2 separate regions of the Homo sapiens genome follow, and region 1 is linked to region 2. A link is a loop called in an ENCODE intact Hi-C map of the cell type or tissue named here. Cell type or tissue: endothelial cell of umbilical vein. All regions are shown on one strand. Links, peaks and the distances in the headings refer to the core of each region. The heading gives the core; the rest is flanking DNA.

Region 1 (7,744 bases), core at 1,824-5,823, 290 kb after region 2:
CTTACTGTACACATGACATCCTCACTGTCACCAGTCCTTAAAGCTACACACACAGGAAGGCATGTAGAATCTGTTACTTTTCTTTAGTGAATACATCCTGGTTCCTCGTGATCACCACTTCCTTTTTAAGGGCTGACACACCATCTAGTCATACCCTGTTTCAAAATCAAGCGTGCAGATCTGTAGGTCACAGAATACACTTTCCTCCACCTCATTTTGAAAAATTAGAATACTAATTTCCTAGCTCTACACGTCTCTAGTACATGTCTCTAATACCTTGCCCCAGCACCTTTTCAACTCTCTACGACCCTGTAAAGATTACTGACAGTGACTCTTAGATTTCATCTGCAAAGGCTCTTCATACTCCAGGACGTAATTTGTTTAGGCCTGGAGACAAAAACTCATTTAAAACAACAAGATGGTCTCCTGCTATCACCTTACCTATCTCATACTTCAGTTCCTTCTAAACTACATTTATTCAACTCTCCTGGGTTTAAAGATCATTGTCCCTGATAAAGAAGGTGGAAATACAACAGGAGTGGAGATATATGACTTTCTCTTTGTTATTTGTTAATGTTATATCTTCTGCCCCAAGCAGTGAGTCTGTGATTTTTAGGTTTATCTTTTTACTTTGATTGTAGCTGATAAGAGGGATGTGTGTTTGTGTGTGTGTGCATGCGTATGTTTCTGAGTTTGCGGATGAAGGCTTAAGCATATTTCACTTCAACTTACTGAGGGATGAATTCTCCCATCTTGTTGATTCAGTTCAATACATATTTTCCCTTGCTTCAGTTTGTGGCTTTACATGAAGGCTCTATAACCACACCATCCATGGTCAAATCCTGGCGGTTCACTTCCTATAGCATGGGCAAGTTAGTTCACTTCCATGAACCTGAGTTGGCCTTATCTATAAAATGGAGGTAATAATACTTAAGGACTTGAGGCCAGGCACGATTGCTCACACCTGTAATCCCAGCACTCTGGGAGGCTGAGGCAGGTGGATCACCTGAGGTCAGTAGCTCAAGGCCAGCCTGGCCAACATGGCGAAATGCGGTCTGTAGTAAAAATACAAAAATTAGCCAAGTTTGGTGCCGTGCGCCTGTAGTCCCAGCTAGTCAGGAGGCTGAGACATAAGAATCATTTGAACCCGGGAGGCAGAGGTTGCAGTGAGCCGAGATCGTGCCACTGCACTCTAGCCCGGATGACAAAAGGAGACTCTGACTCCAAAAAAAAAAAAAAAAAAAAAAAATTTAAAAGTAAATGATTGAATGTACATAAAGGGCTTAGAAGAGTGTCTGGCACATAGTAAGTGCTAATCACCACCACCATCATCATTTTTTAATGTATTCCTATCATCTTTCATATGTATATTTCAGAGGTCTTCCTGGTCAGCCACAGTTTGTCTTATGGTTAGGACACACTTAATCCAATTGTTTGTATATTCTATCTCTGTGTATTTAGGCCCAAACAGTGAGCATTGATGTAAATGATGATGTGAGGCTCTCAAAGAGCATAAATCATCAAAGAAATATGAAATTGCATTTAATGTACTCATGGCGGGAGCAAAGTGAATGGATGCATTTTACAAAGGCTCTCAGCCAAGTCTGGTTTGAAACAGAACAGAGACTTTACAATATTCTTGCTCTAACTAATAGAAGCCATAAATAGATCTGAGCTTGTCTGGGGGGCTCTGGAAGGCATAGATGAAAGAATTGTCTTCTTAATCAGAGAACCCAAATAAGCAACATACCCATTTTCAAGCGTTCTGGCTTAGTTCGAGTGCTTAAGGAAAAACTTACCTTTGTCCCACATAAGGCCAAACAAATCTATAAAACCTCATGGGAATCCTAAAATTTTGTTTCATATCTGTATTACAAGGTAAATTTGAATCACTTAGGGAATCCTCAGCTTATCGACCTTTGGACCATATGATAGCTGTTGGTGGGACATTTGATAGAATTTAATTGGTTGCTGTATGGAGTGCCTGTGTACTTACGTTTTCGTAGTGAATTGCCTTTGGTGTAACAGCCATCGTCACATTCCTGGCCTTCTTTGTTTGTTTGTTTGTTTTTGGTGTTGTTTGTTTGTTTGAGACTGAGTTTTCCTCTGTCGCCCAGGCTGGAGTGCAGTGGCACAATCTCAGCTCACTGCAACCTCTGCCTCCTGGGTTCAAGCCATTCTCCTGCCTCAGCTTCTCGAGTAGCTGGGACTACAGGCACACACCAGCTGCGAATACAGGCACACACCAGCTGGGAATACAGGCATGCGCCACCATGCCTGGCTAATTTTGTATTTTTAGTAGAGATCGGGTTTCACCATGTTGGCCAGGCTTGTCTTGAACTCCTGACCTCAGGTGATCTGCCCACCTTGGCTTCCCAAAGTGTTGGGATTACAGACATGAGCCATGGTGCCCGACCCTCCTGGCCTTTGATTGAAGAAGGAAGTAAATCTGCTTAACTGTCTTTCTTGGACCTCTCCTATTTCCAGGACACTGACATATGTCAGAAACTTACAGAAGCAGCCACAGCCTGTGTAGGGAGGGCCCTAGAGTACTGGAGGGATGCCTTGGACTGGTGGGTAAATGTGACTAATTAAGGAGTATTAGCAAGTCCATTTGTTCTCAATTCTCCAGCGAAATTCTCTTAGTCTTATCAGTTATAATAATAAAGCTGATATTTTGATCTCTATGTGTCTGTCTTCTGTGTCTTGTTTCTCGATAGGTTCTTAACTTGAGAAGGGAAGAGAGAGCTATTATTTATTGATCTGCTCGTACCTCAAATGGTGCAAACAAGAAGAGTGAAGGTAAGCGATAGTCATTAGCTCCTTTCTTTACATGTAACCAAGATGTGAACCAAGACAGTCTGGACCAGTTGAACAATTTATCCCTATGAGTCAATCAAAATCAAACATCACTGAGGCCATGCTCTGGAGAGGAAAATATGGATTTTTAGTGTCATAGATATTAACCATCAATCAGCTATTGGTTATTTGGAAATTGTTGGTGTCTTTGTCCAGACTTTGCTGCCTATTTTGCAATGTAAGTAGTTCATGCTTGTTCTAGTTTTACCATTCACTCCAATTTATGGGTTGTGTATAATAACATTCTGCTGATCCTTGGTTTCCAACATGCTCAGGTTAACCATAATGATTCCAACTTCTGTTTCATGTCACTTCTTCGTGTGTTTACCCAAAACACACAGAGTTCTATTGGAAAGAAAGTAAAGCAAAGTGTAAAATCATGAGAGGAGTTCATTGCACCATGCTGGACTAATGTTTGGCCAAATTTATGTCTTGGGGGTTGATTTGGAAACAATGCTTTCAATTCCCTTTTACCATATACGTCAGAAGAATTTCCTGTTAGATAATATGATGTTTTGACTTGGTTTCAATATGTTCTAGTACAAATACCCAGGGACAAATTCTTCAGCTGAATACATCTGAGAGATGAATTGTTTAATTGATCTGACAGTCTTTAGGCAACCTGTGAAAAAAGGATCTGATTGACTTCCCTCTGGGAAAACCTGCCCTTTTTCCACCTTTCATCATAGTTAAGCAAACAGACAGACAAACAAACAAAACATAAATCTAGGAAGCTGTGATGAAAAAGGAGCTGCTGGCAGCATGCAGGCAGAGGCAAAAGCTAAACAGAGCTGATTGGAAAATGACTTTCTTTCTGTGGATAGAGTGTGAGGCTTTTTTATTACTTGGAAGATGGAGGAATCTCATTGGCTTGGGGAAAAGAGAAAGTTTGAGCAGGATCAAGAGCAGAGGTCATATAGATGGAAAGAAACGAAGGTAGGAAATGTCTAAAGTTTTGTCTGTGCAACAACCATCCAGTAGCTAGAGACATCCTTTGTCTCCTCTTAAGGAGTATAAACCAGGCTTAAATCCTTTTTAAGCCAGAGAGAACTAGAGTAGACTGGAGGGTGGAAAGATAAACGATGGCCTGGATGTACAGGAGATGGCATATCGATGCAAATGACCCAAAAAATAGGGCCAGATTTAATAACTAGTTAATGAGCATAATTCAAACTAATTGACCAGAAGAGAAGACCCTGGATGCACTAGGCAGGACCTTCCAAGGGTAGAAGGAAATGAGCAGAGGAGACATTAGTTCTCAAGATGAAGAACCAGAGAGAACTCTGGTGGTGAGCCACAGAGTTAATGCCAGGAAAGCCTGAAGATAGTATTCTTTGGGATGCAGATTAGGGATTGTTTTTTCCAGGGGCCAGATATCAGAGTTGAATCTAAATCAAAAATGAATGAAACATGTATTGATCAATTGCTTTGTGCCCATCACTGTGCTGGGTATTGAAGATAGAGTGGGGGCGGGGGGCAAGACAACCTAACTCCCGCCCTCCTGGGGCTTACAATTCAGAAGGAGGTGGAGCAAATTAAAAAGTTGTAGGCCAGGTGCAGTGGCTCATGCTTGTAATGTTAGTGCCTTAGGAGGCTGAGGAAGGAGGATCACTCGAGGCCAGGAATTTGAGACCAGCCTGGGCAACAGAGCAAGACATTGTCTGTACAAAAAATAAATACATAACATAAAAAATTAGCTGGGTATGATAGCGAGGGCCTGTAGTCCCAGCAACCTGGGAGGCTGAGGCCAGAAGATTGCTTAAGCCCAGGGATTTGAGGCTGCAGTGAGCTATGATTACATCACTGAACTCCAGCCTGGGCAACAGAGTGAGAGACCATCTCTAAGATTAATAGTAATAATAATAATAGTAATAATAATAATAATAATAGTAATAATAATAATAAATAAAAAGTTGCAAGTGCTAAGTGGTACAGGGTATCATGGCAACACATAGGCCATACCTGACCCAGTAGCTGGGAGTGAGGTTAGGGGAATATTTCTGGAGGAAATTACGTCGAAGCTGAGAGCTGAAGGACAAGTTGGAGTTAGGCAATCAAGGAACAAGGAAGAACATTCCAGGCCAAGTGAGCAGGATGTGGGAAAGCCTGGGGGATAGGTGAGAAAGAGCTTCAGAGTTAAGGATTCAGAAATCTGAAAGTAGGTTAACACTACACTCCAGGCACTTTTTGCAGGTAGTGAGTTTGCATGAGTTTGAGTCTGTAGAAAAAAGTTCAAGTCTTGACAAAGTCACCAGGTGAACATTTCTTGATGTTTGTTCCTTGGGATGCAAGGGGTGGGGCAATACAATGGCATTGAGGGGGTCCCCAGGACTTTGGTGGAGAACCCAGCAAGCCTGTCGGCAGGGAGGTCAGCGGGACGGTGGAGCAGGTTTTGTGTGATTCTCTGGATGCTTGGGCCGTGGCCAGTAGACAACATGCTGCCAAGTTCAGAAGAAAAGAATCATACTGCATAGGAAAGTGAATCTTGCACATGGCCAGAAAAAGGAAAGACAATTTAGTTTTATATGTTACACTTTAATAATAGTCGTTTGGAACTTCATAATGAAATTTGTGAAAAAAGTTCATTTCCAGAAGAATAATCTCTAACTGGTATGCAATGCCGCAGTAGGATTTGTCCAGGTTTTAATTTTAGTTTGAATAAATAATGTAAGATACTAGCCTGGGTGAGATAAAAGAAAATCTCTCTGCTTTCATCTCTCCATGATGGAAATAATAACTACTTTATTTCAAAACAAGTTTCCAATTAGTTTCTGTGAAATATTATTATCCCCCTTTCCCAGATACTGTAGCTCATTTTGAAACTTAATTTTGATAATATATAAACATTTCTGAAACTTACCCTACAGGAATGACAGTTATATTTGAAGGGAAGGACGCTGCTGGGCTGTAACTGTATTATTTGGGATGGTTCTAAATAATAGTAAAAATAATAAAAGGGAATCAGTCAAAGTGCAATCTCATTTCATGGCTATTTATGACCTAGCAAGGACTTATCTTCACCAAGAGCACAGATGAAGCAAGGCCACTTTCTCCAAAGTTATTCAGTGGAATTTTTTCCTTTCAGCACTAGTTATGGGCTTTACTTAAGAATGTATATCATCTTCTTCCTATTTACAGAGATGGTATTGTTTAAATATTTAATGAATTAAGCGTAATAGAACACCTACTGTGTGCCAGACGCGGCCTGGGGCTTGTGTGCTGGGATTGGCACGGTCAATTAGGTAGATGTGACCTCTGCCTTTGGGGGACTTATAATCTAGAGGAGAGGGGCAGGAGTTAAAAATTTTCTCTGTCTCTGTCTCTCTTTCTCCCCTCCTCTCCCCACACACACAGTGATAGAAATAAGAGGTCTATGGTGGCTTGAGAACACATAATAGGAAGAGTCAGACTGATCAGACTGATTACACTGGACAGGGAAAGGCTTTGATATGATTCGGTTGAGGTAAGGTATAGATTAGTTATGATACAAGCTAAGCTCTGTCACAAAGATGCTACATTGTCATGGCTTCAATAAGATGTAAATTTCTTTCTCTTTTATATGACAGAGGTGAGCAGTTCAGGGTTGGTAGGCAGCTCTGCCATCTTCAACATCTGGCTTCCAATCCTACCTCTGTGGATATCATTTTGAGCCAGAAGGAGGGGAGAAAGAAATGGCTTTCAAGAGGTGACTTGGCAGCTGTACACATCATTGTTTCTTGGCCAGAATTTAGTCACATGACCACACCTAGCTACAAAGTAGGCCAGAAGATGTTGTTAGTGGTGATAGCTAGGTGCGTGGGAGTTCTATTTAAAAGGAAGATAAGAATGGATGCTGGTGGGCAGAGGGGACAGTCTTTGGCACAGAAATGAAGGATGAGTAAGAGTTAATTAGGCTGAAGTGAAGGGAGACAGAGGGGTAGCACATGGAAAGGCTGCATCACTGGAGGAAGTGTGGTGACCTTCGCTGAAAGTAGGTCACGGGCCTGGGTCATAGAGGTGGGCAGATTCAAGGTGAGCTGGGCATGAGCCAGATTACGCTTAGCTTATGGCTCAGGGCAAAACGTTGGTCTTCATTCTAGAGCCAGTGAAGCCATTAGGGTTGAAAATGGAAGGAAGGGGACCCAAGAAAATTCTCTCTTTGAAGAGATCACCTATTACAGTGTGGAGAATGGATCAGAGGGCACAGTAGTCATACACCACATCAGGCACCATGCTAGGTGCTGGGAAATGGCAGCTGAGCAGGATAGACCCAATTTCTGACCTCCCAGAGTTTACATTCTGTGGGAGGGAGGGAGAAAGCTAAGGAAGATCTAGGAGTCACAAGGGATAACTTTCCTACGACAGAGCCAGGCAGGGACTGTCAGTGACATTTTGACTGTAAGTTGGGAGAGGCCCTGGTTCTGCTTTAACTGCAGCTTCTCTCTCCATAAAATGGAGGAAGCCTCCAACAATGGGTTCATTCAAAGGGGAGGTATTTTCTACCAGCTTCTTCTTTTTTTTTTTTCTTTTTTTGAGACAGAATCTCACTCCGTCGTCCAGGCTGGAGTACAGTGGCATAATCTCCGCTCACTGCAACTTCTGCCTTCCAGGTTCAAGCGATTCTTCTGCCCCAGCCTCTGGAGTAGTTGGGATTACAGGCGTGCTCCACCACACCTGGCTCATTTTTGTATATTTTTGGAGAGACGAGGTTTCACCATGTTGGCCAGGCTGTTCTCAAACTCCTGGCATCAAGTGATTCTATCACCTTGGCCTCCGAAAGTGCTGGGACTGCAGGCGTGAACCACTGCACCTGGCCCAGCTTATTTTTCTTAATTGAAGTAAAATTCACATAACATAAAATTAACCATTAACCACTTTAAAGTGTACAATTCAGTGGCATTAAGTG
Region 2 (7,744 bases), core at 2,311-6,310:
AGTTACATTTTGATACCAACTTACTAGGTAGCCTTTGTTGTAAAAGCTTTTTAGCTGTTATGTTCTAGTAAGGGTGTGTGGATCAGGATCGGGGAGTGAGCTGGGTCCACGCTTCCCAGGAGTGATGAGGCTATGATTTACTTGAGCTGGAACATGGTTAAGGATTTTATTTTTATCATCGTCACTTTATTTTCACATTTGCCTTCATTTCTATTGAGTGACGTGATTTCCTATTTATGGAAGTGACATAGCTGCCTTTAGAATAATTTTGTTTCATAGTAAATGCCATGCACAAGCCTCAGATGGATTCTTGGTGGGAAAAACTCCATCTATACAGTATATTTCTTGGATAACTGGGGAAATTTGAGTATGTCTAATGATCAGTATGTCTAATGATCATTATTTAAAGATAGTTTCCTGAGGTGATATGGTGTGGTGATGTCAGGGGATGTTCTTAAGAGATACCTGTGGGGGATGTCTGCGCCTTATTTCAGATGGTTCAGGAGGAAACGTAAATATGTGTATAAATGAAATACAAATATAGGCTGGGCACAGTGGCTCACGCCTGTAATCCCAGCACTTTCGGAGGCTGAGGCGGGTGGATCAACTGAATTCAGGAGTTTGAGACCAGCAGCCTGGCCAACATGGTGAAACCCTATCTTTAGTAAAAATACAAAAAATTAACTGGGCATGCTGGCAGATACCTGTAATCTCAGCTACTCAGGAGGCTGAGGCAGGAGAATTGCTTGAACTTGGGAGGCGGAGGTTGCAATGAGCTGAGGTCACGCCATTGCACTCCATCCCGGGCAATGAGTGAAACTCCATTTCCAAAAGAAAAATAAATAAATAAAATAAAATAAATAAATACATAAATAAATGACTTTTCTCCTGCCTCAGGAGGAGTATGTGTGTATATATATATATATATATACACACACACACACATAAATATATATGTGTGTATATATACGTATATATGTATATACATGTACTAATGATATGTGAATTTATACATACACGTTCACATGATATAGAAGGATACAGGTGATCCTTATTGGTGGATTCTACTTGCTAAAATTGACTTGTAACCCCAAATCAAATCTCAAAGCACTCTGAGGTCATTCTGAGACACGCACAAAGTGTGGGAAATGAGACTCATGCGATGCACACGTGTTCAGCTGAGGGTGAGCAAAGCAGCGCTCCCCTTCCTGGTCTACAGCGTGAAAGCTTCAACAAGTGTCCTCACCATCTGTTGACTGCCATGTTTTTCCTGTTTTTGAGCTTTTTCTTGGTGATCTTGCTGTTCAAATGGCCCGAAGCACAGTGGTGAGGGCTGCCTGGTGTTCCTGAGCAGGAGAAGGCTGTGATGTGCCCGATGGAGAAAACACCTGTGTCAGATACGCTTGGTTCAGGCACGAATTACAGTGATGCTGGCTGTGAGCCCAGTGTCAGTCAATAATATATACCAAATCAGGTGTCTTTAAACAGAAACACACATAAAACAACGTCAGATATTGATTCATTGAGGAAAATGTTGTGACCACACGCTCAAAAGGCCCTGATCCTGTATTTCCCCTTAGGAGCAATGGCTCAGGTATTTGCCAATCAGTGTTGGTGGTGACTTTATGAACCATAACCCCAATAGATAAGAAAAATCAACTACAGATACACACAAATGATCTATAAATACACAGACACCTTATAGAAATATACATATATACACATACAAATAATAAATGTATGCATGCACACATGCAAATTACATATGTGTGCATATGAATGAGAATATATAAAACCAATATACTTTATAAATAGAGGAAGTAATAAACATACTAAAGTAGGTGGATGCACACGTGGAACAGCGTCCCTGTTGGTGACCCTGGGTGAAGCACACATGGGTGCTTATTGTGCTGTCTGTTCATCTTTTCTGTAGGTTTGAACTTGAAAAAAAGATTAGAGACTTTTTTCTGTAAGTTTAAAGATATGAATAGATGGAAAAAAATACAGAGAAAAGGTGCATTCTGGGGTATGGGGAAGCTCCTGAATCAGATCGCAGCTGTTCTGAGTCCCAAGACTTGTGCCTTCACACCCAGGATGAGGTCCTCTCCTTCTGGGAGGGCAGATGTGGGGGTTGTGCCCCCCGAGCAGCGCCCGGTTTCTGTCGTCCCAGGGAGCTGCCCTGGCCCCTCTGTGGGGCAGATGCAGAGGTGTGTGCTCCCCCTGCCGAGCTGCCCACCCTCTTCTGCCTGCAGCTTCCCAGTGATCCTGTCCATCGAGGAGCACTGCAGCGTGGAGCAACAGCGTCACATGGCCAAGGCCTTCAAGGAAGTATTTGGCGACCTGCTGTTGACGAAGCCCACGGAGGCCAGTGCTGACCAGCTGCCCTCGCCCAGCCAGCTGCGGGAGAAGATCATCATCAAGGTAGGCACCCCGGGTGCTGCTGTTGGCTGTCCAGGGAGCCCAGTGGCTCGGTTCCCCGGCTCTGGGTCCCGTTCACCAAGTTCTATGTCCTACTGGGCCTGCTCCAGGTCCCACTGCACAGGCTCAAATCTGCTCTCCTTACTAACACTGTGACCTTAGGCAAAGTCATTAACCTTTGGGAGCCTCTGTTGTCACCAGTCTCTGGGGGAGATAATACTGGAACTCATCTGGCTAGCTTGCTGGGAGCATGATGTGAGGGAAGGCGTGCAGAATGCGTGCAACTGCGCCTGTCATGTGGTTGGTGCTACGTTAAGTGCTAACCTGTTATAGTTCATTTGTTCATTGGTGAACCTTCCCCATCCTCTCTCGGAGACAGCCCCATGCGAGGTGCTGGAGGTGTCCAGCGACCTGGGTGCTGTTCCTGTGATTGCAGCTTCCAGTTGTGTGGGAGGCGGGCAGTTGCTAGAAAAGGCTGAGTGCAGCAATAGAGCTGATGTTCCCAGCACTGCAGGGGAGATGGGTGATTATATCTGTGCCTAGGGATGCCATGGTAACATTTGGATTTTTGAATTATTAGGATAAAGAGACCATATATGCCGTGGCTTAAAGCACAGAAGAGTTTATTTCTTCCCCATGCGAGGGAGAATGTTCTGTGAGTTTTGAGCTCTAGCCCACAAGGTGACTCAGGGACCCGGGGCCCCCGCATTCTGCTCTAGCATCTCTCAGGGCAGCAGTTTTCAACTGGGGTTTCACAGACCCCCGAAGAATCCACGGTTAGAATCAGAGGGGCACGTGAACTTCAACAGAAAAAAAATTACATCTTTATTTGTTTAACCTGTACATAAAACTTAATACTTCCTTCCATTGTGAACATTGGCAGCAAGCCACTTGCGGGCTCTGTCACCAGCAGAAGTCATGAGTGTTTTCATATCCCGTTTACAGTTATTGCAAATATTTCAAAATAATGTTGTGCTCGTCATCACTTTGGAATTATGGAGGTTATTAGGTCTGCCTCTAGATCTTATTTAAGATGTTAATGAAGAAACCCATCTTTTAGTGTATTGCAAATATTTATTTAATATCTTAATCATGTTTCAATATAATTGAGTTTCCTTTGTAATTTTATGCATTATTATTCTGAGAAAAGGGTCTGTAGCTTTCCCCAGATTTTGAAGGAGCTCATTACACAAAAACGGTGAAGGGACTTTGCTTTGTCCTTGTTTATGTGGTGGACGCTTGGTCTCAGGCACATCCGAGTTCCAGCTCAGAGCACGGGAAGTCCAAGGGTGTCCAGGGCAAATGGTTTCTGGTAAGCAAGTCAGCTGTCCCGTCCTTTTCTCTACTGTTCTGTGCATGAGAGCTTAGTCACGTTACCTGCAAGGACTGTGGAATCTGAAGTCCCTAGCGGGGCAGCCTTTCATGGAAGGAGCGAGTGTGAATTTTGTTGACATTCCACGAGCTCATGGGGAAGGACAAACAGCTGTTTCCTAGGTATTTCAGTCTGTTCCTGCAGCTATCACAAAATACCCTAAGCTGGGTGGGTTATAAACAACAGGAACTGATTTCTCACGGTTCTGGAGGCTGGAAGTTCAAGGTCAGGGTGCTGGTATGAGAGTCCTCTTCCAAGTTGTAGGCTGCCGACTTCTAGTTGTGTCCTCACATGGTGGAAAGGGTGAGGCAGCTCTCTGGGACCTCTTTTATTTTTAAATATTTATTTATTTATAAATAACCATCTGGGACATGGAGATATCTTTGGCCTCTTTTATAAGGGCACCATTCCCATTGTTGAGAGCTCTACCCTCATTCCCATTCACTGGAGCTCTACTCTCATTCCCACTTATGAGAGCTCTACCCTCATTCCCATTCATAAAAGCTCTACCCTCATTCCCGTTCATGAGGACTCTACCCTCATGACCTAATCACCTTCTGTGTTACCCATTCTCACACTGCTCATAAAGACATACCCAAGACTGGGTAATTTATAAAGGAAAGAGGTTTAATGGACTCACAGTTCCATATGGCTGGGGAGGCCTCACAATCATGTCAGAAGGCAAAGGAGGAGCAAAGTCACATCTTACATGGTGGCAGGCAAGAGAGCTTGTTCAGGGAAACTCCCATTTATAAAACCAGATCTCATGAGATGTGTTCACTATCACAAGAACAGCACGTGAAAGGCCCGCCCCCATGATTCAATTACCTCCCACTGGGTTCCTCCTATGACACGTGGGAATTATAGGAGCTGCAATTCAAGGTGAGATTTGGGTGGGGACACAGCCAAACCATATTACCTTCCAAAGCTACCATCTCCAAATACCATTACATTGGGGATTAGGTTTCAACATATAAATTTTGGGAGGACACAGACATTCAGACCATAGCAGTAGGCAGAGAAGGGGGATGTCCTTCCAGGTTGGGACAATAGGACACACAAGGGTGTGGTGGTGTCAACACGTGGCATGTACCCTATATTATCACTGGGCCACCAAGATACATTGGACACAATCCTTATGTTCCAGGAAGTCGTGGTTTGGTAGGGAGACAAACCCGTCAACAGAGAAACACCAAACAGTGCAAGGAGCTTTGGCCAAGCACAACCAGAGGAGGGGATGTTGGTGCCCCCATGGGTAAGAGCATCAGTGCACGGGGAGTGTTTGGCCAAGACTGTGACCCTTAAGGTACAGATGTTTGCCTAAGCGGGAGATCAGCTGTCATTGTCTTAGTCTTGCAGATGAGAAGTGTGAGGCCTGGAGAAGTGCAGCCACCTGGCTGGGGTCACAAGTTAACAAAATAGCTGCAGCACTGTTTGCACCCAGGCAGTTGTTTCGGAGATGCCAAGGGATGCTTCCAGCACGGTGAAGGCAGGATAAGGGGTGGAGGGAGCTCGGCCATGGAGGGTCCATGGCTTCTCAGGCACCTAGTTGGTGAGTCTTCGGGGCAGCCTGGTTGCATGTGCTCTTCCCTGTTCCCAGCTCATTCCTTCTGTTTCCATTAGGATGGCTTGCTGCCTGTTCCCAGGGAGTTTTCAGCTCTTGTTCTAAGATGCAAAGTACTGAAGGCCCCTTTTAGAGCACCCTCTGCCCCACACCTGATACGCTGTGGCCCACTTCTTTCTATTTCAAGAAATGAGGTGGAAATAGCGTTGGCCACACGGTCACTTTGTACCATGCACTTGGCTAGGCGTGGTCATATGTATCTTCTTATTCAGTCTTGTCAAGACACTGCAGGACGAATAACCTCAGCCCTTGCCCACTTTACAGATGTGGACATTGAGATTCAGAGGTTAAATAGCTCAGCCAGGGTCACACATTTAGTATTTGCTGAGGAAATTATTCAAGGCCAAGGTGGTCTGCCCTCAGAGCCTGTTTTCCCATGCCTGTATCATGCTGCCATTCACAAGGGACACTGAGGTCCTGCTTCACTGTTGACACTTATCTTTCACGTTCTTTGACTTACGGGATCCCACAGGGGCTGCCACGTCCCGATTTTACGAGACAGATTACTGAGACTCTGATGATGACTCAGCCAAGGTCACATGGCCAGTAAGGTAATAGGCCCTGAATTCAAATCTGGATCTGACCCCCTATCCTGAGCTCCTTCACCAGGTTACATGACCCTCAACTTACAGACGCTTGCCTGCGTGGGAGTCCAGGTGTCATCACTGTCTTAATCTTGCAGATGAGAAGCCTGAGGCTCAGAGAAGTGCAGCCACTTGCCCGGGGTCACACAGCTGGTAGAATAGCTGCAGTGCTGTTTGCACCCCGGTCGCCTTAGTCTAATCCCCATTGGGTCCCCCGCCACCCTGCCCAGCCTGTTCCCTCTGGACTGCGGCCTGCCTTTCCCTCTGTGTGCTAGAGAAGGCTGGGCACAGGTGGTGTTGTTGTTTATTCACCGAGTATCAACAGAGCACTTACTGTCTGCTAAGTGCTCTTCTAGCACAGGAGACTCAACAGGAAGCAAAACAACATCCCTGCCCTCATGGGGTTTATATTCTAGCAGTGAGGACAGAAGACAAACACATGGTGTGTGTAGGGCTAGACAAGTGAGAGGAATAAAGCAGGCTTGGGGCTAGAGAGTGGCAGGATAGGAAGGGGAGTGTGGGCTATTTTTACTTATTTATTTTTTACTGGGACAGAGTCTCACTCTGTTGCCCAGGCTGGAGTGCAGTGGTGCAGTCTCAGCTCACTGCAACCTCCACTTCCCAGGTTCAAGCAATCTTACTGTCTCAGCCTCCTGAGTAGCTGGGATTACAGGCGCGTGCCACCATGCCCGGCTAATTTTTTTATTTTTGTAGATACAGGGTTTTGCCATGTTGGCCAGGCTGGTCTAGAACTCCTGAGCTCAAGTGATCTGTCTGCTTCAGCCTCCCAAAGTGCTGGGCTTATAGGTGTGAGCCACTGCGCCTGACCAGTATGGGCAATTTTTAGATGAAGCTGTAAGGAAAGCTCCTCCTCCTCGTTCAGGGTAACCTGGAGGGCAGAGCTGAACAGACTAAGAGGGAAGCCAGGCAGCAAGAACAGGCAGTGCAAAGGCCCTGCCTGGGAAGAGGCAGATGAAGGCTGCTGGCTCAAAGGCCTAAACTTGGGTCTCCATGGAGACAGCCTATGTATATGTTTTCCCCTCAGCATAAGAAGCTGGGCCCCCGAGGCGATGTGGATGTCAACATGGAGGACAAGAAGGACGAACACAAGCAACAGGGGGAGCTGTACATGTGGGATTCCATTGACCAGGTGGGCCTTGGTCCCTTCCCGTAGCCACTGCGGCCACGCCCCTTGCAGCTGCTTCTTGGAGCCCTGCTGGGAGCTCTGAGAATACGCCTGTCTTGTTCCCATTTTTAGTCAAGTGAGTTTTTGCCATGTGAATTTACCTTCCTTCTTAAACTTTATTTATTTATGTTGTGGGACAGGGTCTCACTCTGTCGCCCAGGCTGGAGTGTAGTGGTGTGATTGCGGCTCACTGCAGCCTTGACCTCCCAGGCTCAAGTGATCCTCCCACCTCAACCTCCCTGAGTCTCTGGGACCACACGTGCGCACCACCATGCCTGGCTAATTTTTTGTATTTTTGCAGAGATGGGATTTAGTCGTGTTGCCCAGGGTGATTTCAAACTCCTGGGCTCAAACAGTCCTCCCACCTTGGCCTCTCAAAGTGCTGAGATTATAGGCGTAAGCTTCTAAGCCTGGCCAACTTTATTTTCCTTTTGCATTTTTAATGTTTTATTTTGAAATAATTTTAGATTAAATATATTTACACACACAAATAGTATGGGATATTCCCATCTACCCTTACCAAGCTTCTCCAAATATTATTAATAACATCCTACATAACC

Evidence for each region. A loop is a pair of places that touch in the nucleus more often than their neighbours do. Peaks named below come from ENCODE experiments on the same cell type or tissue, not always from the same donor. Only the 100,000 strongest peaks of a DNase experiment are listed, where the experiment ranks them.
Region 1: a loop joins it to region 2, with 10 times the contacts of the local background. A loop is called at or near these places in 1 of 110 quality-filtered maps.

What each region holds. Positions count from the first base shown.
Region 1 is chr16:82,192,808-82,200,551 of GRCh38, forward strand. No RefSeq gene overlaps it. Among named protein-coding and RNA genes, the nearest start is that of MPHOSPH6, 26 kb to the left of the region's middle. In endothelial cell of umbilical vein, for the core only: no CTCF peak of the experiment used is centred there; a DNase peak (open chromatin) is centred at 3,404; H3K27ac peaks cover 1,883 bases.
Region 2 is chr16:81,898,360-81,906,103 of GRCh38, forward strand. PLCG2 (phospholipase C gamma 2) reads left to right here. Exons shown (of 33, transcript NM_002661.5): 14 at 2,253-2,421; 15 at 7,044-7,148. Among named protein-coding and RNA genes, the nearest start is that of SDR42E1, 110 kb to the right of the region's middle. RefSeq lists an enhancer at 1,819-2,320. In endothelial cell of umbilical vein, for the core only: no CTCF peak of the experiment used is centred there; DNase peaks (open chromatin) are centred at 3,322 and 3,992; H3K27ac peaks cover 2,471 bases.